Linked DNA regions of Homo sapiens: region 2 is linked to region 1. Evidence: chromatin loops called from intact Hi-C (ENCODE). Cell type or tissue: PC-3. All regions are shown on one strand. Links, peaks and the distances in the headings refer to the core of each region. The heading gives the core; the rest is flanking DNA. Region 1 overlaps LINC02889 (long intergenic non-protein coding RNA 2889). Region 2 has its middle 42 kb from the start of LINC02889.

Region 1 (15,797 bases), core at 4,516-12,515:
GAGGAGAGAGCCGGGAGGGGAGTGGGCAGGCCTATTTGTCATAGTGCTTTGGAGCTTTCTCCTTTCATCTTTTAGCTCATTGTGGACATTTTCTCAAGATAATAAGTATTCCTCTGTTAAAGTGATTGTCAACCAGAGACAATTTTCACTGTCAGAGAACATTAGGTAACATCTGAAACCTTTTTTTTTTTTTTCTGCTACTGGCATCTACTAGATGCTGGGGATATACTGCTAAACATCCTACAACGCACAGGACAGTCCCCCATAAGAAAGAATTACATAGTCTAAATGCCAATAACGCTAGACTTTGCCATGGCAGATGAGCAGAAAGCAAAATGGTATGGCCTGAGTTTACATATAGGCATTTTTCAGGCCCAAATCTAAACCATCAGATTAAAAGGAAATAATATCTATAAGGGTTTAGCATACAACCTGGAATATAATAAGGGCTCTATACATTTTAGCTATTATTTAGGCTTAGAACCAACAAGTCTTCTAACTTCGCAGAATTCCCTCTCTGTTACGTCCTGCAGCCAGTCCAGTGTGGACATCTCTTCACTATGTCCTTGGTAATTGATTATCATTTTGGTCATGACAGCTCTGTTTGGTCAGAGCCTGAATTGCTATGCTCAGGGTCATGTCACCAATCCAATATGTGCAGCTGAACTCAAACGACATTGACAACAAAACAACCAACTTTTTAGAAAAGGCAGTCTCCTGTAATAGTACATTATATATACATATATTTCTTCCCCCCAAATGACCAGGTGAATGTAGATAAGGCTGTTCTTCTTCAAATCAGTCATATTTTTAATTATTCTTCAAATTATTTTGTATTAGAGTCTGATCCTTTTTCTTTCTCTTCATAAGCCAGGAATAGGTTTGTTGTATTGATGCTGACAGAAAATTCATTTTGGTATTCAACTTTTTACATGCAGTGTTCATATTTTTGAAAGTGTCTCTTGATCTGTGTTCAGATGTCTGCAAAGCACCTTTTTAGTTGCCTGGAGGGAAATACACATGCTTCCAATTTCCATTAACCTCACATCTCTCCAGGGAATATCTCATGCCTTCTTCATCTCTATACCCAGTGCCTACCACGGTGCCTAATCGTAGGTGCTTAACACACATTTATTGAATCAAACTGAATATGACACATTTCCCAGCATCTGAAATATCAAGTATTATAAAAGGTTAAATAAAATTGAAGAGGAATAGTTGTTGCTTTACTTTTCCTTAGCTTATCGAATCAGTCTTTCCTTCCTTCTTCCCTCCCTTTCTTTTCTGAGTTCCTTGTATTTCTGGGGCTAGGCAGGCAGTGGGATACAGTAAAAAAAAAAAAAAAAAAAAAAAAAAAATTCAGAATATCCAATCCTTTGACCATCTTAAATTTAACCAGTTGTGTTTACATATGATCTTTTCTGAGATCCTTTTTAAAATACTGTAAAGTGGGAGGTACAACATTTTAGTGTTGTATGTTGTTTTTCCTTAAAGGACCAGAAAGTACTGACCACACACAGACAGATTTTCTCTGTGTTCTGCTGTAAAGTAGATCACTATTGCTGTTTTCAGAAAATGAAGCCAGTCTAATTCCAAAGAGTTCAAATTTTCATCAGAAATATTGCATTGCCTAATCTCGCACAATAAACAACAAGATTCACTTTACACTGCAGAGATTCTTGGGAGGGTGGTAGTGTTCGCTTGAAGCAGCTCTTCTAGAGATGCTAGTAGTATCCATAAGTCACCAGAAAATTAGTTGCTAGTTGCATTTCTGAGAAAGTTAAGTCAGAGTCTTGAACCCCACCACATTCTCTATCCATTGCCTAAATGCAAAGCACTTAGAGCCCTGTTTGGCATAGCATCAGTACTGTACAATTGTTAGCTTTTTATGGAATAATAGCAGGCATGCTGGTCTTGTTTATTCTCTTATGAAGGAAATGCTTTCACATTTTCCCATCAAGTACCATGTTTACCACAGGCTTCTGTAGAAATATTTTATTAGGTTCCTTTCTATTCTGAGTTTTCCAGGAATTTCTTGAAAAATCATGAATAGGTACTAAATTTCATCTAATACTTTTTCTGTACCTGTTGAAATGATTGTGTAATTTCTCTCCCATAACCTGTTAATGTGTTGAATCATTGATTTTATTATACTAACTTTCCATTCTTGAGATAAAACCAAATTAGTCAACATGTTTTGCCTTTTGTATTTATTACTAGATTTGGTTTGCTAGAATTCCATTTTGGTGCATCTCTATTCAGAATGAATTTGACTGTAATTTTCCTTTCACTTAGAAACCTTCTCAGGTTTTAGGATCAAGTTTTTACTACTAGATTCAGAAAATAAGTTGTGAAATATTCCTTGCTCTTCTACTTTCTCGATTAATGTTTCTAGGGTTAATATTATATGGACCTTAAAATGATTGGTAGACCTTGCGTGTCATGTCATTTAGTCTTTGTGTTTTTTTGTAGAATTATTATAAACTGATCCATTTTATTAACTTGTGTGTTTCAGTGTCTTTTTGCATTTCTCCTTGAATTGATTTTGTTAAATTATTAAAGAATTTATTCATTTTAGCTAAGTTTTCAAATTTAGTGATAGAAAGTTGTTCAGACTACCCTTTCAATCTTTGCCACTGTGTCCCTCGTTTCATTTCCAATGTTTGTGAATTTCCTCTGGTCGTCTTGTTCAATCTTACTGGAGTCTGTCTTTTTTTTTTCTGGTTTCTCAGCCTCATTAACTTTATTATTTATTTATTTATTTATTTATTTTTAGTCTTTTTTTTTTTTTTTTAAGATAGAGTCTCGCTGTGTCGCCCAGGCTGGAGTACAGTGGTATGATCTCGGCTCACTGCAAGCTCCACCTCCCAGGTTCAAGCAATTCTGCTGCCTAGGCCTCCTGAGTAGCTGGGACTACAGGCGCCCACCACCATGCCCAGCTAATTTTTCATATTTTTGGTAGAGATGGGGTTTCACCATGTTGGTCAGGCTTGTCTTCAACTCCTGACCTCATGTGATCCACCCACCTCAGCCTCCCAAAGTGCTGAGATTACAGACGTGAGCCACCGTGCCTGGCCATCTTTTTGTATTTTGGTAAGTCTTTGGGGAACAGGTGGTGTTTGGTTACATGGGTAAGTTCTTTAGTGGTGATTTCTGAGATTTTGGTCCACTTGTCACCCAAGCACTGTACACTCTACACAATGTGTAGTCTTTTATCCTTCCCTCTCCTCCCACCCTTTCCCCACCGAGTCCCCCAAAGTTCATGGTATCATTCTTATGCCTTTGCATCCTCATAGCTTAGCTCCTAATTATGAGTGAGAACATACGATGTTTGGTTTTCCATTTCTGAATTACTTAAGCTAAAATAATAGTCTCCAATTTCATCCAGCTTGCTGTGAATGTCATTATTTCATGCCGTTTTATGGCTGAGTGGTATTCCATGGTGTATATATACCACATTTTCTTTATCCACTCATCGTTGATGGGCATTTGGGCTGGTTCCATATTTTTGCAATTGCAAATTGTGCTGCTATAAACATGTGTGCAAGTATCTTTTTTGTATAGTGACTTTTCCTCTGAGAAGATACCTAGTAGTGAGATTCCTGCATCAAATGGTATATCTACTTTTAGATCTTTAAGGAATCTTAAATCACACTGTTTCTCATAGTGATTGTACAAGTTTACATTCCCACCTACAGTGTAAAAATGTTCCCCTTTCACTACATCCCCACCAGCATCTATTAGTTTTTGATTTTTAAATTATGGCCATTCTTGCAGGAGTGAGGTAGTACCTCCTTGTGCTTTTGATTTGCATTTCCCTAGTACTTAGTGATATTGAGCATTTTTCTATATGCTTATTGGCCATTTGTATATCTTCTTTTGAGAATTGTCTATTCATGTTCTTGGCCCACTTTTTGATGAGATTGCTTGTTTTTTTTCTTGCTAATTTGTTTGAATTCTTTGTAGATTCTGGCTATTAGTCCTTTGTTGTATGCATAGTTTGGGAATATTTTCTCCCACTCCATGGGTTGTCTGTTTACTCTGCTGATTATTTCCTTGGCTATGTAGAAGCTTTTTAGTTTAATTAAGTCCCATCTATTTATCTTTGTTTTTGCTGCATTTGCTTTTGGGTTCTTGGTCATGAAGGGTTTGCCCAAGCCAATATCTAGAATGATTTTTTCTTCTAGAATCTTTATGGTTTCAGGTCTTAGTTTTAAGTCTTTGATCCATCTTGAGTTGATTTTGGTCTAAGGTGAGAGACGAGGATCCAGTTTTATTCTACTACATGTGGCTTGCCAGTTATCCCAGCACCATGTGTTGAAAAGGGTGTCATTTCCCCACTTTGTTTTTGTTTGCTTTGTCGAAGATCAGTTAGTCCCCTACTCCCAACCTGCTGGGATTACAGGCGTGATCCTCCTCACCCAGCCACATTTCTTAGTTAATATTTTTAGTTGCCAGATAGAAGAAGTTTAAGATTTTAAGCCAACTGAGGGGGGTCGAGGCTAAGTGTTTAATTTTAAATGCCTTAAATAGCCAGTTTTGAACATCTTTAAAGGCCAAATCCTTGTAAGGATTTGGCATTATTTCTGTGTTCTCTATTCTGTTCCATTGGTCTATGTGCCTATTTTTACAACAGTATCATGCTGTTTTGGTGACTATAGCCTTATAGTACAGTTTGCAGTCGGATAACGTGATGCCTCCAGATTTGTTCTTTTTGCTTAGTCTTACTTTGACTCTTTGGGCTTCTTTTTGGTTCCCTGTGAATTTTAGAATTTTTTTTTCTAGTTCTGTGAAGAATGATGGTGGCATTTTGATGGGAATTGCGTTGAATTTGTAGATTGCTTTTGGCAGTAAGGTCATTTTCACAATATTGATTCTACCCATCCATGAGCATGGGATGTGTTTCCATTTGCTTTTGTTATCTTATGATTTCTTTCAGCTGTGTTTTGTAGTTTTCCTTGTAGAACTCTTTCACCTCCTTGGTTAGGTATATTCCTAAGTATTTTATATGTTTTATAGATATTGTTAAAGGGGATTGAGTTATTGATTTGATTCTCAGCCTGGTCGCTGTTTGTGTATAGCAGAGCTACCAATTTGCGTACATTAATTTGGCATCCTGAAACTTTGCTGAATTTATTTACCAGTTATAGGAGCTTTTGGAATGAGATTTTAGGGTTTTCTAAGTATATGATCATACCATCAGCAAAGCAACAGTTTGACTTCTTCTTTACCAGTATGGGTGCCCTTTATTTATTTCTCTTGTCTGGGTGCTCTGGCCAGGACTTCTAGTACAGTGTTGAATAGAAGTGGTGACAGTGGGCATCCTTGTCTTGTTCCAGTTCTCAGGGGGAATGCTTTCAACTTTTCTATGTTCAGTGTAATGTTGGCTGTGGGTTTGTCATAGATGGCTTTTATCACCTTAAGGTATGTCTTTTCTATGCCAATTTTGCTGAGGGTCTGAATCTTAAAGGAATGCTTGATTTTGTCACATGCTTTTTCTGCATCTATTGAGATGATGATGTGATTTTAAAAAATTTTCTATTCTTTAAAAATCAGCCTTTGGGCATTTGATTATCTCTATTATATCTGTTATATGTTTAATTTTTATTCATTTTTGTTCTTTCAGTTTCTTTTCATTTCTTTAGGTTGTGTTTATTATGTTAAGTTGGTTTAAATTTGTCTCCACATTTTTCCTTTTAAAAACTGGTCTGTCTGTCTATCTTTCTTTCTTTTTTTTTTTATTTTATTTATTTTATTTTATTTTTTACCAAGTCTCACTCTGTTGCCAGGCTAGAGAGCAGTGGCACAATCTTGGCTCATTGCAACCTCCGCTTCCCAGGTTCAAGCGATTCTCCTGCCTCAGCCTCCCGAGTAGCTGGGACTACCGGTGTGTGCCACCATGCCCAGCTAATTATTTTTATATTTTTAGTAGAGATGGGGTTTTACCACATTGGCCAGGATGGTTTCAATCTCTTGACCTCGTGATCTGCCCACCTCAGCCTCCCAAGGTGCTGAGATTACAGGATTGAGCCACCATGCCCAGCCACATTTCTTATTTAATATTTTTAGTTGCCAGATAGAAGAAGTTTAAGATTTTAAGCCAACTGAGGGGGGTCGAGGCTAAGTGTTTAATTTTAAATGCCTTAAGTAGTCAGTTTTGAACATCTTTAAAGGCCAAAACTTGATGATGAGCAAATGAGGCAAGCAGTTGTCTCTGCATTTCATAGGGCATGGCTAATGACTGAAGTGTCCTCTCTTTATACCCTGCATGTTGTAATGAATGATGTCATCAGAAAATTATCCCTTTCTTCAAGCAGAGGTATTAATCCTTGGATGTTACTCAACCCACAGACTAATTAAATCCTTATTTTCTCTCTTCTCTTTCCAAAATTGTATCAATCATTGAGATATAGAATGTACATATTGTAAAAGCCTTATTGGTAGAAGCATCACATGACTGAGTAGTTTCTTCTATCCACTTGTCCATGCATAGCAAAAGCAGCATTTTATACATGGATTATAAATTATATTTTACTGTAAAAAGCAAAAGGACAGCACAAATCTGATCCTGATTTGCAACATTTCCTATTAATTGCTTACACAAGATACGTATTTCAGTACTTTTCCAGTCCATTTCAGAGTTTCTTCTGGAGAAAAACATTTCCATGTTTAAGGTGCCATCATTATCTGTGAATTAGGGACTAAAATTAACTGCATTGAAAGCCAGTGCTGTCATATTTGTGATTTTAAAACAACTGAAGTATGAGATTTTCCTCCTTTAAAATCTTTCTTCCAAATAAATTATTTTAATGACTATGGGCATGTTTCCTATATAAAATGTGCCTGGCCCATGGAAGTGTTTAATAAACTTCTGTGAATGAAATGAATACGACATTTTTTATTTGAGAATTCCTGCTATGTATTGTATCTGATGCCACAATTTCAAAGGCATAACTTGACATTCTGTAGTTTCCGGAAAAATATTTTTGTAATTCCAACAGCTACTCGTGACAACACCTGCAGTACCTGGGTGGTGGGGCTGAGGTTGTGAGACCCTGCCTGTTAAGGCATTTCAAACCAGTATTGAGGCTATATGTAGGACTTGGACATAGTCCTGGTACAAATTATTTCCCTCCAAACCAAAAGAGTATATAAATTCAAACATGTTCAAATTGATTTATGTGCCTGATATTTTAAAAAATGAATATTTCAAACTCTTAAAACTGTCCATTGTGTTTCATTTTTGAGGAATGAGCCTTTAACACTAGCAAAGATGTTTCCTTAAACATGTCAAATCTCATTCTATATAACAGTATCAGATGAAAAGGGACTTATATTTTATTCATTTAGCAATGTGTCTGCCATTTTCTGAGGTGTGTGGGCGGGGGGTGGCTTGTGGGAAAGATAGAGTGTTGACCAGTGGTGATTTCAATTCCTAGAAATGAAAATGTTGCTAGCTTTGGAGACAAAACCATCTTGGATTAGAGACAATCACCAGGATTGACACTATTTACACAAATGTAGTCAGGCACCCACCATCAACCTACCCAAAATCTAAAATCTGTGAGGTAATATTCTGTCTGAATGCGGATGCTAGGTCCTGGTATATTATATTTCCAGTTCAATAATGTGAATTGGAGGTGAAGGTAGTTTGACTGTGATTTGAATAACAAGAATAAATAAGTGATTTCCTGGAAAGAAGAGATTGCATTGGATTGCAATGAAAAGAAAATTATTTCAGATGGATTAAGCAATACTTTGGGGAATACACTGTAGCCACCTTTGACAAGGCGAGCTTCTTCTACTTAATCTTCCAGTTCTTCAGCTGTATGTAACATGATAGGCAATCTATTATTTTGTTCAATCTTTGGTTTTTCATAATAACATCGTCACCTGTTTTTCTTAATGATTTTCCTCTTGTTTTTGTTTCTAGTATCTGCTGTATGAGAACATTTTATATGCTTACTCTCAAATTTTATTTTTGATTTAATAATTCTGCTTTTTCCAATAAACACCTTTTATGGTTTGAATAGTTTCCCTTCCAAAACTCATGCTGAAATTTAATCTCCAATATAGTGGTGATTACCTCACCTCCAACTGAGAGATGAGGTCTTTGGGAGGTAATTGGATCATGAGGTCTTGGCCCTCCTGAATGGATTAGTGGATTAATGGGTAGTGGGTTTTAATGGGTTATCATGGGAATGGAACTGGTGGCTTCACAAGAGAAAAAGAGCCCTGAGATAGCACACTCGGCCCCCTCACCATGCGATGCCCTGTGTGGCCTTGGGATTCCTCAGAAAATGCCCACCAGCAAGAAGGTTCTCACCAGATATGGCCCCTTGACCTTGGATTTTTCAGGTAAGGAATAACTAAGAAATAAATTCATTTTCTGTATAAATTACCCAGTTTTTCATATGCTAAGCAACAGAAAATGAAGTAATACAACATATTTTTTTCTTTTAATGATTATACCCCTAAGATGCTGTATTGCAGCTCCCTTTAAGCTCATGTTACCCAAGGCACGATAGTTGCTTAGACAGTAATATGTGTGAGGATGACCCTCTTGATGAGTTTAGTTGGTTTAGAGATGTTGGTAGTGATTTTTCCCTAGAGGTGCCTTTTAAGAAGACCGTTGGGATGGAGTAAAGGACAGAGTGGGAGGATGGGAGAAGGACATGCTCAGGAATGGACAGATTTGCTTATTCCTGTTGTTAACTCTTCACCTTCCAGCCAGGCCAGAATTGTGCTCCAGGTATATTCAGCCACCTTCAGTGGGCACTGGATGGGCCCTGGCTTTCCTGTCTTGTGGTGGTGATATGTAAGGCAATGATGTGCTCAGAGGGATGCAGGAGAGAGAAAAGGACACACAAAAATCGCTCTACCCCATCCACTGTGTCTTTGAATCTGGAGGGTTGCCTGAGTCATAGTGGAAGAAGCTGGAAAGATGGGAGACAGGCGAACAAGAAAGCAGTAGCTATTGGGTGACTCAGGAGTGTGGTCAGTCCTTGTGTATGGCAAAGAACAAGGAAGGAGATATTTGTGCAACAAATATCACCACTTCCTGGTCCTTCCTATCAATAAATCAGTTCTTGAAAGCACTCCCTCCCTATTCTTGTATTCATGACTCTTACCTGAACAACCTAATTCACCCTGCCAGGGACAAAAAACAATTCAAGAAACCTTTTCTTGGATCCTTGCCTTCATTGTGCCATGGTCCACAGGAGGTTGTATAATTTATTAGTGGGCCTTTTGTGTTTCATCATTTATGTCCCTGTCTGATGAGTAACCCATTTTATTTTTTAGGCAGCTGATGTGGCAGTTGCATCAACAAGCAGCTATAAAAACTAAGCATCTGTAAATCCTTTTGATAAATATTTGTGAAGTTTCAGAATCCTCATGTCTGATCAGTGTAAATCAGCAAGCAAGACAGTCTCCTAGGAAAGCCATTTGGAGACACAGTAGTGCGTTCTGACCATGGGAACTTCCTCATGAGGGTCAGGGATAAGAAACTCATGAGGTCTTCAGCAAAGATAAATTAGCCTTCACAGAAGCAGATGCTTCAGACTACTGATACTAAATTTTACTGGGTCAAACATTGAAAACCTCGCTTCTGAGCAAGGAGAAGTTGGAGGATCAAAAGTCAGGTTGAAGGGGGCAAAATAAGAGTCCATAGAAGACGTCCCTGCAGTTTGCCGTCCTCATTGAACAGAGGCAAAATTCTACATGATGTGGAAGAAAATTTTAAATGGGGTTTATGTAAATTTGCAACTATAAATAAGCAAGGTAAATAGACTTTAATATAGATATACCCTTTATGATATTTTCCTGAATTTTGAACATGGACAAAAAAATCCTCCCCCCCGCAATATATTTTTCACTTGAGCAATGCCTAATATTACCTGCTTTGTTCACTAAAAAGATATTAGAAAGTAAAATCCCAACTGGATCAACAACCTAATGGGCTAGACTCCGCAGTATAAAATTAGAAAATAGCTTCATTTTTCTCCTACCACTTTTGCAAACCTCTCTGTTAGATATTCCTTCCTTTTTCCTCATGATATTTTATGGTCACTTTCAGTTTCATTTTTTTCAGGTATTAAAAGCGCAGTCTGGTCTAAACTAAACTTGTGATATCAAGTTTAAAGCTTTTCCCTTTCTTTTGGGCCTGACCTAGAAGGTTGGGCAAGAGGTGTGGTGAGTCTCTCCTCTCTTTCTTGTTCCATATCCTTCTGACATGAAAGATGTCATGGTGGTGATGTGCCTCTGGATCTTCCAGGGCTAGATGGGACAGAGGATTAAGACCTATTAAGACCTAGAAGGCAAAAAGAGTCTCATGTACTTAGCTGGTACTGTTTGTAGAGCTTACTTGGCTGTCATGGGCTCTCTGTCATGGCAGGCTCTTTCTTTAATAGGGCACTATCGTGGGTTTCCTGGTCATTTCCTTGCTGCAGGAGTTGCACTTTCTGGTGAACCCATTTCCTTCTGCTCTTTTTGCCTGTTGTTGTTATACCTGCCACCCCACAGTTTGACTTGCACTGGGATCACTCAGATGTGCGAACAGCTTGTCTGAGTGAACTTCTTTCAAGGTTACTCAATCCCAGTGGTCTTCTATAGTCTTCCAACACTGGGAATCCGGGCCACTTTTGAGGAGTTCATCATTTTATCTAATTGTTACATCTTGGAACAGGTTCAGCTTCTATAGCCCAGGAAGTATGATGGTAGCAGGGGGGCGTGTGTGAGAGAGATTTTGGTGAGAGAGACTTCAGCAGTTTCTGCTCATCCAGTCATGGCCTGTAAAAGGCAACATTTATGCTGGTGGAATGAGGCATAGGCCAGCTGAAGACATTTACATTGTTGTAGTTCAGCATCAAACCCAAATAGCCAAATGAAAATTTCTCAACATTTGAAGATGACTTTTGGAGACAAACTGATGTATTTTAAGACTCAAATGAATCTGAGATGATGTCCACTAACTACCATTCAGAATCCACACAGGGGTTCCTGACTGGACCAATGAGAGTGTTTTGGTTACAAAGGAGGGTTGAGAATGTTTTTATCTGAATGTGCCTGTAGGTGTCACCAAAGTAAATGACTCCTTTACCCTTGGTTTGATAACGGGGGCAAAAAAGTAGAGTAAAAAAATGATATTTTGTAAAGCCTACAGGGGTAAAAAAGTAAAGTAAAAAATGATATTTTGTAAAGTCTGTCTATGTTGTTACATTGACACCACAGAATAGCAGCAACAAGGTCATTCACAGTAAAGTCTGCAAATTCTCCTTCGATTTTGCAATTACGATTTATCTAAGACGATGAAAGTATACTTGGCAAGGGAACAGTCTTCAGTGTATAGCAAGCAAGGAAAACTCCTTTCTCCTCCCCAACAGACACGCCTCCTTCAAGACAGGAGAAGTTTCTTCTTTACCTGATTCTAGTCACTCATTAGACACACTGTCTTTAGGCAAGGAATACTGATGCCTCATGAAAGAAAAAAAATTACATGGGCATTGGTAGTTAAAGAAGAAAAAAAGTGAAGACAACATTTAAAAAAATGATTGGGAAACATTCAATTCCAAAAGTATTTAAATTTTTTTCCTCTGTACTTTTTTTTTTTAAACTATAAATTTTGATTCTTTAGAAAAAAATCAGAAAAGATTTTTTCTTTAGAAAAAAAATCCTTCCTTTTAAGGAAGGAAAATCCACTGCAAAATGATCAGCTAGAAACTCTTATCTCTGAGCTTTCACAGCCAGGGAGGGTAGGTGATGTTACCCAGAAAGTACTTGGACTTGGCACTTGTATTTCAGTACTGTGAAGGATGTTTCCAGCTGGGCTCACATTCTGTACGTCAGTCTTCTCACCAAGAGGCTAAAACAGCATTTCATCACAGAATGGCCAAGACTGAGACCCACTGAAAGAAGAATGCTCAACAAAAAGGAATTTACACAGCTCCAGCGCCATGTTAACAGAGTGTGAACAGCCTTTCTTATGTTAGCAAGAATTTTGTAGGCCTAATGAGAAAAAGAATCCTCTCTAGAAACTTCTGGTATTTAAAGTGAAATCTAAGCAATTGAAAGACACAGAGAATAAAGTCTCTGGAAATGTTATTTGTCAGTGAAACATGGCTCAGGACAAGAAAGACATAAAATACTGAGAATTATCAGCAGAACCTAGAAGAAAAAAAAAATTCAGACAAGGACAGACTATACTTGTAGTTATTCTAGAATAAGTACTACATATTGTGTGAGGAAGAATTGAAAGTTGACTGTAAGACTTCATTGTATATACTTTGTGATAAATAAGCATATGCAAATACTAAGAGTAATCTTAGGTATTTCAAAGTAATATCTTCAGATTCTAAGTAAGCATTTAAGCATTTTCTACTGACTTTTTTCCTTATAAAGCCCTATGCCTTTCTGGTATTATTACCTATAGATACATAGTACAGTCATAATTCTGTTGTCCAGATTGAAAAAAAAAAACAAAGTAAACAGCATCTTTTACAAAGTTCTGTCATAATGAGACTTATTTATGTTTGGAACATTTTTTTCTCTTTGGTAATGTTGCTCAAAAAATTATTCCACTCAGTATATACAGTAAAAAGTTTTAAATGTGCTTTAAAAATTTTTCTTAAAGTTAAAGATAGAATTACCACATGGCCCAGCAATTTAACTCCTAGGTGGCATATACCCAAGGGAAATTAAAAAAAACATATGTCCACACAAAAACTTGCGCACAAATGTTTAAAGCAACATCATTCATAGTAACCAAAAGATGGAAAAAACCCAAGTATCCATCAACAAATGAATGGATAAATAAAAGGTAGTATATCCATATAAGGAAATATTATATGACAATAAAAAGGAATGTGGTGCTGATACTTGCCACAACATGGATGGACCTTGAAAACATTACACTAAGCGAAATAAAAAGCTGATCAAAAAAGACCACATATTATATGATTCTATTGAGATGAACTTTCCAGACTAGGCAAGTCAATAGAGACAGAGATGGCTGACAGGGATGGGGCGGTCTGGGGAGTGGGAAAGGAGATTAGGAGGTGACTGCTAATAGATATGGGAGTGACTTTTGGGGGTGATGAAAACATTCTGGAATTAGATAATGGTGATGATTGCACAGCGTTGTGAATATACTTAAAAACTACTGAGTTGTGTCCTTCAAAGGGGCAAATTTTATGGTATGTGAATTATATCTCAATTTAAAAAGATGGATTGTTTGTTGGACATGATGAATTCAGTTTGAATTTCCTTCATTAATGCTTCCATGAAGAGAAAGTTTCTCATTTGATCAATTAAAGAGTGAAAGGGTAGTCATAGGATTGTACCTCTGTCTTACTTGTAGGGATAGAGAAAAATGTCTAGGAGACATGTATTATACTGGGGTAGACAGATGGATGTGGTCTTTTGTTAGTCACTCTGAAGACCTTTTTCCACTGTGCAGCCTGTCAGTGAATACAAATAAGTCATTGCCTAAGGTAAATGAATCACATTAAATTCAGGGGGTGAGGAATCCTAAAATAAACAGTGGATTTATATTAAAAATAACACATTTGGCCAGGCACAGTGGTCCACACCTGTAATCCCAGTATTTTGCAAGGCTGAGGTGGGCAGATCACTTGAGCCTAGGAGTTCGAGACTAGCCTGGGCAATGTGGCAAAACTCTGTCTCTACGAAAAAAATACAAAAATTAGCTGGGTGTGGTGGCACACACTTGTGGTCTCAGCTACTTGGGAGGTTGAGATGGGAGGATTGCCTGAGCCCAGGAGGTTGAGGCTGCAGTGAGCAGTGATCACACCACCACATTCCAGCCTGGGTGAGAGAAAGAGACCCTGTCTCAAAAAATAAAAAGAAAAGTAAAAATAACACATTTGCAGAGTTTTGTGTGTATATGCATAGATATTATACAGGAAACCAATTTAAAATTTTTCTGTTTCTGCTTTTACTCTTTCTGAGTGAAATATAGTGATACCCAAAAACACCTTTAAAACTACAAGTATAATTATTTTAAGTACAATACTTTCCCCTTGCAAACAATATGAATAAATTACATTCAGTTCCAGACAATCTTGTCATTATATGGTTGACTCCAGTGGCTTTGAGTATAAAGTGTATTTATGAAAACCCAATGGAGTTTTGTAACTAGCAAAGCCCCAAATATGCTCCTAACTATAACATGTGGTGTTCAGTCTGCAGGTGGATGTTCTGAAGGCTTTTTTGTACACCTTGGACTGTTTGTGTTTTACCATGTGCTGCTGTTCCTCTGGCTCAGGATGGATTCCTGTGATCAATAATCAGTAAATTAGTGGCAGTATCTGTGATGACATTTATGTTCAGCTCTTTGAAATGTTTATTTTTACTTCTTAATGTTTTTAAGTGCACTTAAAAGGTGTCTAAACATTGTTCCCTCCAGAAGCCAAAAAATAACAATTTTTACATAGTTGCATCAAAACTCATTAAAAAGTACGGGTGGAGCTCATGCATTTCTAGGCAGCCTAACACTTAAAAAGAAAAGATGAAAGAGTAACAACAAAATAAATCTAAAGCCTCTTCTCCAAAGACATCAAGAACTACAGATATAAAATTAGGTCTTCCGGGAATAAAGCCCTCATCTCTGCATTTGGAGGCTCTGTCCCCTCTTCAGCCTAAATTCATTTTCCTTTATTGCCCTCGCCAATATGAAGCCTGCCAGTAGACAAGGTCCACCCATATTTGTTTGAAAGACCTCACCATGAAATAAAAGATAACAGCAGAGGGGACTCATAATTTATATCCTAGAAAATCAACCCAGTCCACTATTCTTCTTCATAAGAAGACAGCCAAAGATAACAAAAAACATAAATAAAACCAGCAGCACAAAATAACTAAAACAAGAACATTTACTTTAGAAGAAACAGATAATTCAGAAAAAGGAGAATGTTAAAAGAACCTAGTTATGCAATTAGCTTGAAAATTTGAGAGGATATTGCATCGAAAAATAAGACTAGAAAAGTACAAAAGAACAATGGAGAACAAAATAAGATATTTTGTCTTGAAGATGCAATTGCAAAAATTCAGACAGTTACGAAGATGAAACTAAGAAAATCAGAACAAGAGAAAAAAGACAAAAGAAAAAAATTTTAAAAAGATAAACATAGAGGTTCAATCCCAGAAGCTTGACATTGACCTAATATTCTGGGAAATAAGAGAGGGAATTGGAGTGGGAGGAAGTTAGCAATGGAAATATACAAGAAAAGTTTTTAATACTAAAGCACCAGAATTCTTTAGGCCCATTGGGTTCCCAGGATGCTGAAAAAATTTATATCTGAAATTTCAGAACACAAGAAATTTTTTTAAAACTTTATAATTAGGATGTAGTGAACACAACCATATTTATGATTCATAATGTTAAAATGAACCAGATTGACATCAGACATCTCACCAACAATACAAGATCTGAGAAGCAATGAAACAATGCATTTGAAGCTCTGAGAAAAATTCTAGGCTTAGTCACTTGGCAATCAAGTGTGATGGTAAAATATAGCTATTTTCAGACTTTCAGAAACTTTCTCTTATGTACTTCTGTAAGGAGGTTACCTGAAGATTTGCTCCAGTAAAACAAAGGTAAAAACCAAGAAAAAAAATGGGGGAAATATACAGAAAAATAACCCAGTTCTATTGAAAACAAATCCCAGCGCACACATCAATTATATACGAGATCTGGAAAGCTAAGCCCAAATTACCGTAAGGCATAATCAAGATGAGACCCGCAAGGTGGTATCAGAGTTAGTGTCTAAGGTTTCAGG
Region 2 (15,797 bases), core at 4,745-12,744, 66 kb before region 1:
ACTTGTCATTTTTTGTTGGTGTTGCAATTGCTTTTGAGGGCTTAGTCATAAATTCTTTCCCAAGGCCAATGTCCAGAATGATGTTTCTTAGGTTTTCTGCTAGGATTCTTATAATTTGAGGTCTTACATTAAAAAGTCTTTAATCTAACGAGGTAATTTTTGAATATGGTGAAAAACAGAAATCCAGTTTCATTCTTTTGTATATGGATAGCCAACTATCCCAACATCATTTATTGAATAGGGCATCCTTTCCTCATTGCTTATTTTTGTCAACTTTGTAAAAGATCAGATGACTGTAGGTTTGCAGCTTTCTTTCTGGGTTCTCTATTCTATTCCATTGCTCTGAGAGTCTGCTTTTGCACCAGTACCATGTTACTATAGCCTTATAGTATAGTTTGAAGTTGTGAAGCCTTTGACTTTGTTCTTTTTGCTTAGGATTGTTTTGCTTAGGATTGTTTTGGTTACTCAAGCTCTTTTTTGGTTCTACATGAATTTTTTTTTCTTTTCTTTTTTTTTTTTGAGATGTAGTCTTGCTCCGTCACCCAGGCTGGAGTGCAGTGGCGCGATCTCGGCTCACTGCAAGCTCCACCTCCTGGGTTCACGCCATCCTCCTGCCTCAGCCCCCTGAGTAGCTGGGACTACAGGCACCTGCCACCATGCCTGGCTAATTTTTTGTATTTTTTTTAGTAGAGATGGGGTTTCACCGTGTTAGCCAGGATGGTCTCGATCTCCTGACCTCATGATCCGCCCGCCTCGGCCTCCCAAAGTGCTGGGATTACAGGCGTGAGTCACCACGCCCGGCCCTCTATATGAATTTTCAAATAGTTTTTAATAGTTCTGTGCAAAGTGACATTGGTAGTTTAATGGAATAGTATTGAATCTGTAGATCTCTTTAGGTAGTATGTCCATTTTAATATTGATTCTTCCAATCCAGAAGCATGGAATGTTTTTCCATTTGTTTGTGTAATCTATGATTCCTTTCAGCAGTGTTTTGTAGTTCTCCTCATGGAGCTCTTTCACTTCCTTGGTTAGGTGTATTCCTAGGTATTTTAATTTTTTGCGAGTATTATAAATGGGATTGAATTCTTGATTTGGCTCTCAGCTTGCACATTATTGGTGCATAGAAATGCTACTGACGTACAGTGTACATTGATTTTGTATCCTGAAACTTTACTGAAGTAGTTTATCAGTTCCAGAAGCCTTTTGACAGAGTCTTTAAGGTTTTCTAAATATAGACTCATATTTTCCAGAAGAGAGAGCGTTTGATTTCTTCTTTTCCTATTTGGATGCCTCTTATTTCTTTCCTTTTCCCCGATTGCTCTGGCTAGCACTCCAAGTACTATGTTGAATAGGAATAGTGGGAGTGGGCTTCTTTGTCTTGTTCCAGTTCTCAAGACAAATGCTTCCAAATTTTGCCTGTTCAGTCTGATGTTGGTTTGTCATAGATGCTCTTATTATTTTGAGGTATGTTCCTTCAATGCCTAGTTTGTTGAGGGTTTTTATCATGAAGGGATGTTGAATTTTATTGAAAGCTTTTTCCATATCTGTTGAGATGATCATATGGTTTTTGTTTGTAATTCTGTTTATGTGGTGAATCACCTTTATTGATTTGCATATGTCGAACTACCTTTGCATTCTGGGAATGAAGCCTATTTGATCATGGTGAATTAACTTTTTGATATACTGTTGGATTCAGTTTGCTAGTATTTTGTTGAGAATTTTTGCATCTATGTTCATCAGGGATATGGCCCTGTAATTTTCTTTTTTCACTGTGTCTTTGCCAGGTTTTGGTATCAGGCTGATACTGACTTTGTAGAATGAATTAGGGAGAAGTCCTTCATCCCATTTTTTTTAATACTTTCAGTACAATTGATACCATTTCTTCATTGTACATCTGATAGAATTTTGATGTGAATCCATCTGGTCTGGAAATTTTTTTGGCTGGTAGATTTTTTTCTTACTGATTACATTTCAGAACTTGATATTGGTCTGTTGTGAGTTTCGCTTTCTTCCTGATTCAGTCTTGAGAGCTTGTGTGTTTCCAGTTATTTATCCATTTCCTCTAGATTTTCTAGTTTGTGTGCATAGGGGTTTTCATAATAGTTTTTGAGGATTTTTTGTATTTTTGTGGGATTGATGGTAATTTCACTTTTGTTGTTTCTGATTGTGCTTGTTTGGATCTTTTCTCTTTTCTTTGTTAATTTAGCCTGTGGTCTATCAATCTTGTTTATCCTTTGGAAGAACCACCTTTTGGTTTTGTTGAATTTTTGTATGATTTTTTTGGGTCTCAATTCTGTACAGTTCTGCTCTGATTTTAGTTATTTTTTTTTCTTCTGCCAGTTTGGGGTTAGTATGTTTTTGTTTTTCTAGTTCCTCTAGGTGTGATGTTAGATTGTTAATTTGAGATTTAGCTTTCGAGGTAAGCATTTAGCACTATAAAATTTTCTCATAACACTGCTTTTGCTGCATCATAGAGACTTTGGTATGTTGTATCTCTATTTTCACTTATTTCAAATAATTTTTTTATTTCTGCCTTAATTTTGTTGTTTACTCAGAAGTCATTCAGGAACAGGTTGTTTAATTTCCATGAAATTGTATGGTTTTTTAGGGATCTTTAAATCCCTTTTAGGGTTTTATGTTTTTTAGGATTTTATGGATTTTATGGGATTTAGGGATTTTATGGTTTTTTAGGGATCAATAAAGATATTGACTTCTATCTTTATTCCACTGTTGTCTGAGAGATTGCTGGTATAATTTCCTTTCTCTCAAATTCATTGAGACTGGCTTTACGGGCAAGCATGTGGTCAATCTTGGAGTATGTTCTATGTGGAGATGAGGAGATTGTATAGTCTGTGGTTGAACAAAGTATTCTGTAGATATATATTAGTGTCAATTCGTCAAGTGTTCAATTTAAATTTAGAATTTTTTGGTAGTTTTCTGCCTCAATGATCTGTCCAATGCTGTCAGTGAAATGTTGAAGTCCTTAATTATTATTTTGTGGCCGTCTCAGTCTTTTCATGGGTCCAGAAGTACTTATTTTATGAATCTGTATGCTCCAATGTTGGGTGCAGGTATATTTAGGATAGTTAGGTCTTCCTGTTGATTAAAACCTTTTATCATTATGTAATGCCTTTCTTTTTCTCCCCCCATCCTTTTTTTTACTGATGTTGATTTAAAGTCTATTTTATTTAATATATGAATGGTCACCCCTGCTCTTTTTTGTTTTCCATTTGTGTGGTAGATCTTTCTCCAACCCTTTACTTTGATCCTATGGGTGCCATTATGCGTGAGATTGGTTTCTTGAAGACAGCAGATGGATGGGTCTTATTTCTTTTAGCCCAACTTGCCACTCTGTGCCTTTTAAGTGGTGTACTTAAACCACCTACATTCAAGTTTAATATTGATTTGTTAGGTTTTGATCTTACTGTGAAGTTGTTAGCTGGTTGCTTTGTAGTTTCTATTGTGTAGTTGCCTAATAGGGTATGTGGTCTATGTACTTAAGTGTGTTTTGTGGTCACAGGTATTGTTCTTTCATTTCCATGTTTAGAACTCCCTTAAGGATCTCTTGTAAGGCCAGTCTAGTGGTAATACATTCTCTTAGTGCATAGTTGTCTGGAAATGATTTTATTTCTCCTTCACTTATAAAGTTTAGTTTGGTAGGATATGAAATTCTTGGTTGGAATTTCTAGTCATTACGAATGCTGAAAATAGGCCCCCAAATCTCCTCTGGATAGTGAGGTTTCTGCTGAGAAGTCTGCTGTTAGCCTAATGGGGTTCCCCTGTACATGATCTGACCTTTTTTTTCCTAGTTGCCTTTAGGATTTTTTTCTTTAACATTGATCTTGGACAGTCTGATGACTATATGCCTTGGTGCTGTTTATTTTGTATAATATCTAGAAGGTTTTCTTTGCATTTCTTGTATCTGAATGTCTACCTCTCTACTAAGATGAAGGAAACTTTCTTGAATTATTCCCTAAACTATGTTTTTGAAGTTGTTTACTTTTTCTCTTTCCCTCTCAGGAATGTCAATAAGTCATAGGTTTGGTTGGTTTACATAATCCTGTATTTCTCTAACAGTTCTTTTCTTAAAATTCTTTTTTCTTTATTTTTATCTGTCAGCTTGAAAGACTGATCTTCATGCTCTGAAATTCTTTCTTCTGCTTTGTCCAGTTTATTGATAAAGCTTTCAATTGTATTTTAAAATTCCTTAAGTAAGATTTTCTTTTCTTTTCCCTTCTTTTCTCTTCTTTTTGTTTTAGAGATGGGGTCTCACTCTGCCTCCCAGGCTGGAGTTCAGTGGCACAATCATAGCTCAATGCAGCCTTGAACTCCTGGACTCAAGTGATCCTCCTGCCTCAGCCTCCAAAATAACTGGGACTATACGTGTGTATCGCAATACCTGGTTGAAAGTGAGTTTTTCAATCCCAGAGCTCAGATTGATTCTTTTAAAAATGTTTATCTCTTCATTCATTTCCTGGATTGCTTTAGAAGTTTCTTTGTGTTGATTTTCAACCTTGTCTTGGATCTCATTACTCTTCCTTGTAATCCATGCTTTGAATTCTTTATCTGTCATTTCTGAGTTTTCATTTTGGTTAGTGACCATTTCTGGAGAGCTAGTGTGATTCTTTGGTGGCATAAGTATATTCAGATTTCTCATGGTATCAGAATTCTTGCACTAGTTCCTTCTTATCTGGAGATACTGGAACTTCTAATTTTTATAATTATTTCATGCAGGTAGGATTCTTCTCTTTTTCCTTCCCTGTAATTTTTTTTTATTTCCCTTTCCCTTTCTCCTCCTCCATAGAGGGTGTAACTGTAGAAAATGCTGTGTAGAGTCTTTTGGCTTTGTTTCTATATCCTATGTACTTTTGTTAGCAGGATTTATGTTGGGCTGTGCAGTTCAACCTATAAGCCAGGATATCATGCTTCTAACAGCCAGATTGTGGCCAACATGCTGGGTATATACTTGATCCTTGTTTACTGGAAGAAACTCTCTGTTGCCTCAGGAAATGGGTTGATTCATGGAGTACACAGTGGTTTGAGCTCTCTGCTCAGCTGCAGGAGAAAGGGGGCCAAGATGGTCAGAGCCAGACCAGGCGTATCCATCTATGGGTCCCCCAATGGCAGGCACAAGCACCAGCTCTGAGGAAGAATCCAGTGGGTGGTGACTAAGTGCCCAGAGGTGTGTGTAGGTGTAGCGTTGGGAAATCTCCTCATTCCCAAGTTCTCTGCATAGAGAAGCAGGCAGCCTCAACTAATCCAGGAGAGTGAGTGCTCCAGATGCCTCAAGATCTGCCTGGGCATAGAGAAGAAAGCCCTCCACCACCACCTACACCAAGATCTTTGTGCAGGCAGGTGGGGCAGCTCAGGCTTCTGAACCAGGCAAGCAGGTGCTCTGAATGCCTTCAGATCTGCCTGGGTTTGAAGCACAGAAGGTCTCCCTATAACAGAATTTCTACACAGGAAGGGTGGGGTGGGTCAGGCCACTGCTCCAGGTGAATAGGCACTCCAAATGCCTAGATATCTGCCTGGTCATGGAGTGGAGACGGCCCTCCTGGACCAGGATCTCTGTGCAGGAAAGGTTGGGCAACTTAGGCTGCTGGCCCAGGTGAGGAAGTGCTCTGAATGCCTGGAGTTGTGCCTGCGCGTGGAGTGGAGAGGGCCCCAATGTTAGGCCATCTCAGGCTGCTGATCCAGGTGAGGAAATGGTCTAAATGCCTGGAGATCTGCCTGGGAGTAGAGTGGAGAGGGCCCTGCTTCACCATGATCTCAGTGGAGCAGGCTGGTGCACACAGCAATGGCACACTCAGACCAGTTTCAGGTTACCAAGGTGGCCCTGGCTGCAAATCTCATCACCCCAAAAAACTGCAGTGGTAGCAGCTCTCCTCCCACTCCACACCTGTGATGGGGGAGAGCACAATTCCAGGATCTACTCCTGAGGTACTTTCCACAGTCCTAGCTGTGGAGGCCCCTACCCTGCTTCAGAGCAGGTGCTGCAATCTCTGGCCCAAGAGTAAAATGCCTGTGCAGCCATGATGCTGTGTTACCGAAGAATGGCTGATTTTGTATGCACTCAGAATAAAAATGACATTCTCCTCTTGGTTCTGGCCTGGGAAAATGTCTACAGCTTTTCCCAATGTCTTTCTCTCACAGTATGTCCAAGCTTCTCCCCATTTTAGCTCCAGAGCTTAGGAGAAACAAAATGCTCTCCCTGGCCTGGGTTGCTCAGATCCTTAGGGGAAAGGTGAGTCATAGAGGGAGGCTCTCTGCCTCTCTCACATACTAGGGCTTCAGTCAATTTTATCAGCTGTACCTATATAGGGGCCATTTGCCTATATTCTCCTCCTCAGGAGGTAGTGTCCTTCATGTTTCTGGTAGATTTCCTTTTTCCTTCCTGAATTAAAGTTCACAAAGTTGATATGTGTGCACTGTCTTTCTATTTCCAAGTGGCTGAGGAATGCTAAAAGCCCCCCATCCACCAACTTGGGGAAAAAACCCCAAAGGACGAAAGCTGACTTTAACAGACTTGGATGCAATTTCTATTCCTCATTTAGCAGCAAGGTAGGAATCTCTGGACAAGAAATTATGAGCGGATTGGTAGCTCCATGTGGTGTGCTTTCTGAAGCATGAAGGAAAATTCTGCCTTAATTACACATTTCTGGCCCATTCTTTCCTCCACATTTGCTGATAGATGTCTAAAATTTCTTTAATGGCAACTTGCTGAGAAACTTTTAGGTTGAAAAATAGAGCAAGGTGTTTTAAATGCAAATATCCTCAGGGGAGGCAAAGCAATGATTTATCTTAACATATCCTGACTGGTAACTTGTGTTTTCTGGAAAACAGACTTATTGGAGTGTGGGAAAGGACTGGATGGCTGAGGTGGGAAAAACATGCTAAGAAAGGAAGCTGAGGACCTGATTTAAACTTTAGCCTCTCAATCCTGACCTGGCCTGTCATGCTGAAGAATGAGATGTTTCCTTGAGTTAGATTCAGGTGTGGCTAAGTCTCTGGTTTAAGGTGGTTCAATCACTCTATCAATGTGAGCCACGTGATCTTCGGAAAGTTACTTCTTTGTATTTGAGAACCCCCATTTGTAAAATCCGTTACTTCCAGGTTATTGTGAGGATTAAATTAATGTTTAATAAATATTAACTGCTACTGCAGGGCCCCTTTCTTAATTTAAAGCAGTCTCACTATAAGTAAGAATAAACACATTGTCTTAGGAGTGTTGTAGAAGGTGGATAATCAGGTTAACTGATTTATACATAAGTGATTGCCATTCCTTCCCTATATGCTTTCTTATTAAGGGTAGCGGTCCCCAAACTTTTGGAGAGGAGATGCTACTTTTTATTTTCCACACAGTTTGAAGTTACTAGGATGTAAATTAGAAGAGAGGTGTAGATATTGAAAAATCTCTGGGCAAGTTTAGGTGACCATGGGGTGATATGCTAATGTTGTCTCTCAGAGTGAAATTGCCCCTGAGAGATATCAGAAAGAGATAGTTTATCATCACTGGGAATTCTATCAAGCTGTGGAAAGGAGGCTAATCCTAAAAAAAAAGGTGGTCTAAGATTATTTTCATTTTTGAGTAAACTATAGCCAAGTGAACTGACTTGAATGAAAATCCCACAGATGAACTCTAAATCAAGGGTTCTTTTGATGACTTTATTCGGCCTTTCCCACACACTTCAGAAGTGAGCTGTGCTGCAAAAGTGCCAAAACCCAAAGAATATTGTAGAAGTCCATGTGGGACCTCTTAGTGGTAGAGCTGACCTCTCATGTAGGGTAGGGATGACCTTGTAAATAGTTTAGAAATACAATGTTTACATTACATCAGTATTTTCATAGGCCCTACCTACTTTGCGGCCAATTTTATGCTCTGGAGACACATACTACTTCCTGCCAGCTACCTAAACAGCCTTGAAGCAATGGGCATAATGACTCATGGTCATGTAACATTCTTTTCAGACACATATCAGCATATTTGTTATTACATTACTGCCCAAACACCCACAGAATCCCGGGAGGTAAAATAGGATTAGTGTTGAAGAATTTAGTCCCACCCATTTCTCTTTTATTCAAATCAAACTTTTGAAATGATCACTGTTGAGGGTTCATTTTTGCTTCTAATAAGGGATATGGTAAAGATGTGTGATCAGGCTGGTCTCAGTCTTTGGAGTCAAGCCATATTCTGGAACTATATTATTTGGAAACCACACCTAAATCATAGCAAGGAAGTCATCCGATATGAACCACATGATCCAACTTGCTGGTGTGAAGGTGCTGGCATTACATAGCACAGCACAGAATGGGAAACAAGAAGATATCCTATAAACTGTCCATTAGCTATTCAACATAGATAAGTGGTTTGCTTACAGCTGAAGCTGGTAATTTATGTCGAATAAAATGGTCAGATTCACCTGTCTCAGCCATAAATCTCGTGCCATACATCCTGGCTAATGACCAGATTCTTCTGCGTGATTTCCTAAACCGACCTGTAGATAGCATAAAGTACACGTAATATTTACAGTGCATATTGGATTAAGGGAGCAGCTATTTTATGCCAACAACAGGGCCACAAAGTACTAACACACACTGAGAGTCCATTACATGGGCATTGATTAATTTCACTGAATTTTTTTAAGTGCTAAAAGTGTTTTAGTAGTCCCTGAAATATTTATTCTCTTGCTTTTCAGAGCAATAGGGTTATTCATTTATTCGTTCATTTGCTAAATGAATGAATTAATGATTATGTATTAAAATATCTAATCTGAGCACTCACTCTAATCCTTACTTAGCTGAGTGAACTTTGGCAGTTAACCTTTCTGCTTCACTTTCCTCATATGTAAATAGGAAAATAATTGTGTTTATCTCCTGAGGTTGTTGTCATGATTAAATGAATAAATACATATGAAGTGCTTAGAATAGCTCTAAACATGACAATAAAATTTATTTTTTTTTTGTATTGGAGACACAATGATTATATTGCTGCCTACCAAATTACCCTAAAACTTAGTGGCTTAAAACATCACTTCTTTACTATCTCATAGTATCCATGGGCCATAAATCTGAGCATGGCTTACTTGGGACCACTATTTCACAGGTTAAAATTAAGGGGTCCACTGGGCTTAACTGAGGAAAAATCTGCCTCCAAACTCACATACATAATTGTTGGCAGGATTTACTTTGTTGATGGCTGTTGGGCAGTGATTGCCCTCAATTATTTGCCATTTGCATCCTTTCAACTTGGCAGCTTGCTTTGTCAAAGCATGCAACTTGAGAAGCTAATAGAGTCAGCTAGCAAGACACAACTCACAGTCTTTTACAACCTAATTATGGAAATGATATTCCATCACTTTTGACATATTTATTTCAGGTGAGTCACTAGGTCCAGCCCATGCTCAAATGGAGAGTATGATACAAGAGTATGAATACCAGGATTTGTGGATCACTGGGAGCCATGTGAAAAGCTGCCTATCATGATGGTGAACAACATAAACATGAAGATTATGTTTGTTAGGGGAGACAGATATAAAATACAAATACAATATCCATTACAAATTTTGATAAATACTATGGATTAGAAATATAATGTTTGATGACAAATTACAATACTGGTACTTGATTTGAGTTGGAGTATTTCAAATCAAGCCATCTCTTACAAAATAATATTTAATTTCAGATTTGAAGGATGAGTGGAACTACTGAGATGTAGAGCAGGAAAACAGACGAGTCTCTTTGGAAGAGTAAATAGATGACACATAGGCCCTGAGATGGGTGAGCACCTATGCATGGTCACTCCATGTAGCGTGGGTTCTCAGAGCATGGTGGCTAGTTTCTGAGATAGAGTGCTGCTTCCTGGAGCACTCCAAGAAAAGCAGAAGCTGCCAGGTCAAGGTATATAGCAGCCCTTCCAATGTATTTTATTGACCAAAATAGTCACAGGTTCAGACCCGAGTCAAGGGCAGAGGTAATAAACTTTACTGTTTGAATTGAGGAGCAGTCTGCTTATACAAGAACCAGCATAATTGTTTTGGGCCATCTTTGGGAAATAACCATGATCAAGAGTAATTTAGATTAAAGACTGTATGATAAAAAAGCAAAGAAAGGATGTGTAGATACCTCTTTAAAAAGCTTGGGTGGAGCTGGGAGTTGACACTTAGATGGGTAACTTTAAGAAGATGATGGTAAAGACAGGAATTTTATGAAAGTGATGTTTGTATGTTATAGGGCATGATCCTATAGAAAAGAAAAGCTTGACGATCATGACAGAGATGAGATAGTGGATGAGGAAGGTTTCTGAGAAACAGGAGGACAAAAAAATTCAGAATACAAACTTGGGTGATTGGGCTTTGATAGAACATTTTTTCATAGTAACGAGAAGAGGGGATGGTATGAGCAGATGTAGGTAGTTGTTGAAGGCTAACTCTTCCATTAGCTTTGGGGACCCCATGTAATGGAGACTCAATAAATATTTGTGAATGAATAACTATCTGGATTATAGCAACATAAGCAGAATGCAGAAAAGCAGTGTGTGGACATGGTGCAGGGGGAACTCTGTGCCCTGCAGTGGCGCAGGGAAGAAAGGAGAATAAGAATTACCACAGATGCAGCTGAACCCAATTCAAGAGAAGAGTTTTAGTTTAATTGGTATATTGCTACCTCAACGGGTTGTTTTATTGCAGATTTTATTCTCATTTATCTCATTTATCTCATCCTGAACATGAAGCAGCACAAGAGAAGCTTTAATCAGTTTCATGATCTCTGTTCTCTCCTGTTAGGCTTGCTTCCTAAGTTAAACTGAGCCAGATGAGGAAAATTTCTTTTGCAAACAAAGGACCCTCTGCTGGAGGACCTATTTATTCTTCTGCCTCTGTGCCTTCTTCACTTGTGGAAAACCCGCTGGGTTCCAGGTCACCACTGTGTCCTCAGCTTTAATTGGAGGATTATACAAGAAACAGATTATGAAAAAAATGTTGAAAACTCTTTTCTGCCTGTTAATACATCCACTATTTGTAACATAAGGCCAGGCATGATTTATTCTTTCTGAATCTTGGTCTCAAAATTTTTCTCTTTTGAAGGTCCCATTTAATTTGTTGGAAAATCAAAATGCTAACATAATCATTGTTTTCTGCATTTTTTTTTTGACATCAGGATCTCAGAACTGAATTTAGTGCTGTACCACAGTATCTATGGGTAGACATGACAGAATTTAAGAGTGTAGATTTTGAAGTCATATTTCTCAAAGCCACATTTTTTATCTGTAAAATGAAATAATTTTGGAACCTATCTTATAAGGTTATTTTAAAGACTAAATGAGTTCATACCTGTGAAGTACTTGGCATATTACTTGGTATTTGATTGTTAGCTCTGTTGGTCTTAATTGTGCCCTTTAATTTGGGTGGCTGATTTGCAAATGTGGAACTTCCCAGTTCTCTAGGCTCACATTTCTTCTTTCTTTCTTTCTTTCTTTCTTTCTTTCTTTTCTTTCTTTTTTGAGATGGAGTCTTGCTCTGTCGCTCAGGCTGCAGTCGCCCAGGCTGCAGTTCAGTGGTGTGATCTTGGCTCACTGCAAGCTCCACCTCCTGGGTTCACGCCATTCTCCTGCCTCAGCCTCCCGAGTAGCTGGGACTACAGGCACCCACCACCACGCCTGGCTAATTTTTTGTATTTTTAGTAGAGACGGGGTTTCACCATGTTAGCCAGGATGGTCTCGATCTCCTGACCTCATGATCTGCCCACCTCGGCCTCCCAAAGTGCTGGGATTACAAGCATGAGCCACCGTGCCCGGCCTTGGCTCACATTTCTATAAGTAGGTCCAGTTTTATCTGATGTAATCACCTTTTCTTTCTATTTCTTCCTTGTAAAATATTTTACCCAGGATTTCTCTTTTAAATCTCTCTATTTTCTTCTGCATGGCCAAAGTAGATGACAACTAAGGAATTTTCCAGTTGTTTAACTGTATCATTTTATGACTCTTCTCTGTGGATGTAAAGATGAAGAAGAACAATATGTATGTAAGGCAACACACAATCAATATGAATGGTTCTAACTTAACATAGACGGAATCTTTAGTTACTTTGGAACTGGAAAGTGGATACTAATTTGACACTTGTGATATTCTTTTTTTTCTCTATAAATCTCTTCCTTATCTAGTGTGAATGGATAGGCTAGGCACATGACGGATTTACTGGCTCATATAATCTGGGAAAAGGCAGGGTAAGAAGGCATCAAAATTCTTGGCATATAGGGGCATAGGTTATTCTTCTACACGTAGGTACGAAAAAATGATTATTTATCATTAGGATGAGGAAAAGACATCAAGCAATACACATCATTTTAGGCACCCAGTGATTTCTCTTCACGTAAACATTGTGTTGGAAGATAATCATTTCCTCGTTCAAATAAACTTGAGGACCATTTTTCTAGAATGTTGTAGTGAGAATTGATACATTAAATAGAAGATTATGGTAGATACAGTAGAAACTCTAATGTTCTTCCAACTCTTAATAGTCATGCTTTTAAGATTTTTGTCTTCAGAGCACTGAGTCTGGAATTTCTCTACTCGCAATGTGATTCTCATCTGAGAATTAGGTGAGTCATTTTGATTTCATAGTAGGTCTTGGGGTCAGGGCACCCCAAACATAGCAATCAGACCTTTCCCTGGTATTTTAAATTAATCCCTTTGAGATAAACTGTAACTATATCTTCAATATCTGGCTCTAATTGTGCATGCTTTCAGATGACAGTATAATTTTTTATTTGAGGCTCTATCATAATAGGAGTTGTCAAATCCTAGTTAAGGGTTGGCTAGGTTAGGTGTACTTTTACATGAAATAAGGACTTTTTTGTTTCTTCGAGATTCTGAATCTAGCTTGGCACAAGAGATAGATATACCATAGATCTTTTTTTTTTTTTTTCCTCCTGTCTGAAGCATCAGGAATCCACTGGCTGCTACTTAAGCCTTTGAGTCAGGCTGGGGTCTCCTCACCAGACTTGATTCTTTGTTTATACTTTTTGATTATGTGGGTGTATGCTCAAACTTAAAGGCATCACTATGGGTGGGGGAAGGCAGCTATCTAGGGTCTATGGCAGGGGCATAGGCGGCAGCTCTCTTTATACCCTGAATCTGCTGGAATAAAACTCACTTTCTTTTGAAAAGGCCAGAATGCTGTAAATTTATCAAGACTCCACACTCACAGTCCTTATCTGAAATAGCCAGATGCATAGATGTCTCAACACCACTGAATGGAAAGAAGACACCTGATTCATATGTGCCCAACATCCTGGAAGACATTACACAAAGAAGAGTAGATACTAACTGCCAATTATTACTTTTGACGAATGGCATTGATAACCCACATGTGCCTGCTACTTTCTCTTTTAGTTCTTGCAATGTCAAACTAGCTAGGAAAGATAGGCAAAGATGTATGTATTTTGTGTTTCCTCTCTCTAATATTTATTTTATTTTATTTTTGAAACAGGTTCTCACTCTGTTGCCCAGGCTGGAGTCCAGTGGTGTGATCATAGGTCACTGCAACCTCGAATTCCAGGGCCCAAGAGATCCTCCTGCCTCAGCCTCCTAAGTAGCTAAGACTACAGGCACTGAACACCATGCCTGGATATTTTTTTTAGAGACAGCATCTTGCTATGTTTCCCAGGCTGTTCTTTAATTCCTGGCATCTCACCTTGGCCTTCCAAAGGATTGAAATTATAGGCATGAGCCACCATACCCAGCCTCTAATATTTTATCTTCTAGGCTATCTTTTTTTTTGCCTCTTCATTTTAAATGATCTTGTATTCTCTGGTTGCTTAAACTGTAGACAGGAAGCCTTTCAATGGCAGGCACTGGGCTTCTTTAACTCCCTTTTAGTATCTTAGAGCCTTCTCCAGGACTAGGTCAAAAGTAGAAGTAATCTCTTGAGACTTACTTTTTGATTAACTAAGAAATAGAACTTGATTCCAACTGATGCATTAAAAATTGAACTTTTTTAGGTTATAGGTTATGTTTATTCAGATTATCCTAGGTGGTCTAACAATTGAATAGTGTGGAATGTGGCTGCATACTTTCTCCTCAGGGAAGAGTTAGTGTGTCAAAATGAAAGGATGGGGAAGAGGCAGAGAGGAGCCGAGGGGAGGCATGGGGACAGGCTTCCCTAAAGCCTAGCACATTGTCTGCCTGGTGTGTGGTGGCCACTTGGTGGAGGTTTGTTGATGAATGAATGAATGAATGTATAAAAGCTGAGTTAATCTGAACAGTCAAGTTGGGTTAACTCCAAATCCCTCTCTTTTCTTGGGAAAGCTAAATTAAATCCAGCTGCTCTTCAGACTGCCAAACCACTTTTGAGCAAGTTCTATTTCTTCCATTTCTATTTATTTTCCCCTTGGGTACTAAAGAAATAAATGCTTCACCAATTATTTATTCTTTATAGGGGTTGGCCCTCTGCACTTGACATTTGCTTAATTGTTCACATTCTGCATGTTATTTTCCTAATGTTGTTCCATTGTCAGCAACATCTTATGTGACTCCAGTGATTAGAGTGTAGCAGGATTTCCTTGTGAGTCCTTTTATTTTGTTCTTTCCATGTCTTTGCTACATATTCTTCCTAATACCAATATTCGTATCTAAGCTGACCACACCATTGACTATATACATGTGACTTGGAAGTTTCAAATGACTTAAGACGTTGTATCCCCTACATTTTATTGATTAATTGATCGATCGATTGATTGAGACAGGTTCTTGCTTTGTCACTCAGGCTGGAGTGCAGTGGTGCAAACATTGCTCACTGGAGCCTCGAACTCCTGGGCTCAAGCGATCCTCTTACCTCAGCCTCCCGAGTAGCTGAGACTACAGCTGTGCCACCATGCCAAGCTAATTTTTGTATTTTTGGTAGAGACAGAATCTCACGATGTCTCCCAGTCTGGTCTCAAACTCCTGGGCTTAATCCATCCTCCCACCTCGGCCTCCCAAAATGCAGGGATTATAGACATGAGCCACTGCAACCAGTCTCTCCTGCATTTTAAACAAAATGGTTTAAAAATATCGATGTGCAACTTAGCTCTTTCTCCAAAATTCTGCCAGGCTTTTGGAATGAATTCACATCAGTCAGATTCACCGATCACATTAGCAACACCTGACAAACTGGATTAACCCACACCTGTGTAGATTTGCTCAACATGAAGCAACAATAATGTGCCGCACAGCCTCCTGGCACCGCTAGGCCCTGCAGGACATGATCATAGAACGTATTAGTTCTAATAAGAACTAAGAACAGAGAATCTCTCAGAGCACCTTCTAGGACAAACACCAGTACCCTTCAGCCAGCATACCTTAACAAGGAAATACATTGGTATTAGAGTCAATTTTAAGAAAAACAATCATTGATCTAATCTACAATGCTATTCATGATACTGTCGTTCAATTCTTGTTCCCATAACACTTTAAAAAAATAGTAATGATAACATGCAACTTTATAGTCTGTTCTGTCCTTGATCTTTCTATGTATGATGACACTTTCTTTGTTGTTATATCACTTATAGTTTACCTTGCTTCTGTCCTCATTTACCAGATCTTCCCCCTTTCTTCTTAAACATTAGCTAATATTATTATTTATCCTGCTTAACTTCTGAGTTACTTTGCAATCCAATGGGCAAAGCCAACCAAAACACAACCATAGTCAAACTTCCTCCTCCTCCCCCTCCTTCCACTCCTCCTCCTGCATTGTCTCTTCTGTTCTCTGTCCCCCTCTCTTTCTGATGCACAGAATTGGATTGATTTAATGAATTATACTCTT

Evidence for each region. A loop is a pair of places that touch in the nucleus more often than their neighbours do. Peaks named below come from ENCODE experiments on the same cell type or tissue, not always from the same donor. Only the 100,000 strongest peaks of a DNase experiment are listed, where the experiment ranks them.
Region 2: it touches region 1 in a loop (7-fold over the local background); 4 of 110 quality-filtered maps call a loop at or near these places.

The regions. Positions count from the first base shown.
Region 1 is chr7:17,526,482-17,542,278 of GRCh38, reverse strand. All of the region lies in intron 1 of LINC02889 (long intergenic non-protein coding RNA 2889), which reads left to right. Among named protein-coding and RNA genes, the nearest start is that of LINC02889, 25 kb to the left of the region's middle. In PC-3, for the core only: a CTCF peak has its summit at 11,087 (motif pointing right); a DNase peak (open chromatin) is centred at 9,088; H3K27ac peaks cover 2,037 bases.
Region 2 is chr7:17,592,563-17,608,359 of GRCh38, reverse strand. No RefSeq gene overlaps it. Among named protein-coding and RNA genes, the nearest start is that of LINC02889, 42 kb to the right of the region's middle. RefSeq lists an enhancer at 9,001-9,502. In PC-3, for the core only: no CTCF peak of the experiment used is centred there; DNase peaks (open chromatin) are centred at 7,889, 8,479 and 9,379; H3K4me3 peaks cover 886 bases; H3K27ac peaks cover 3,566 bases.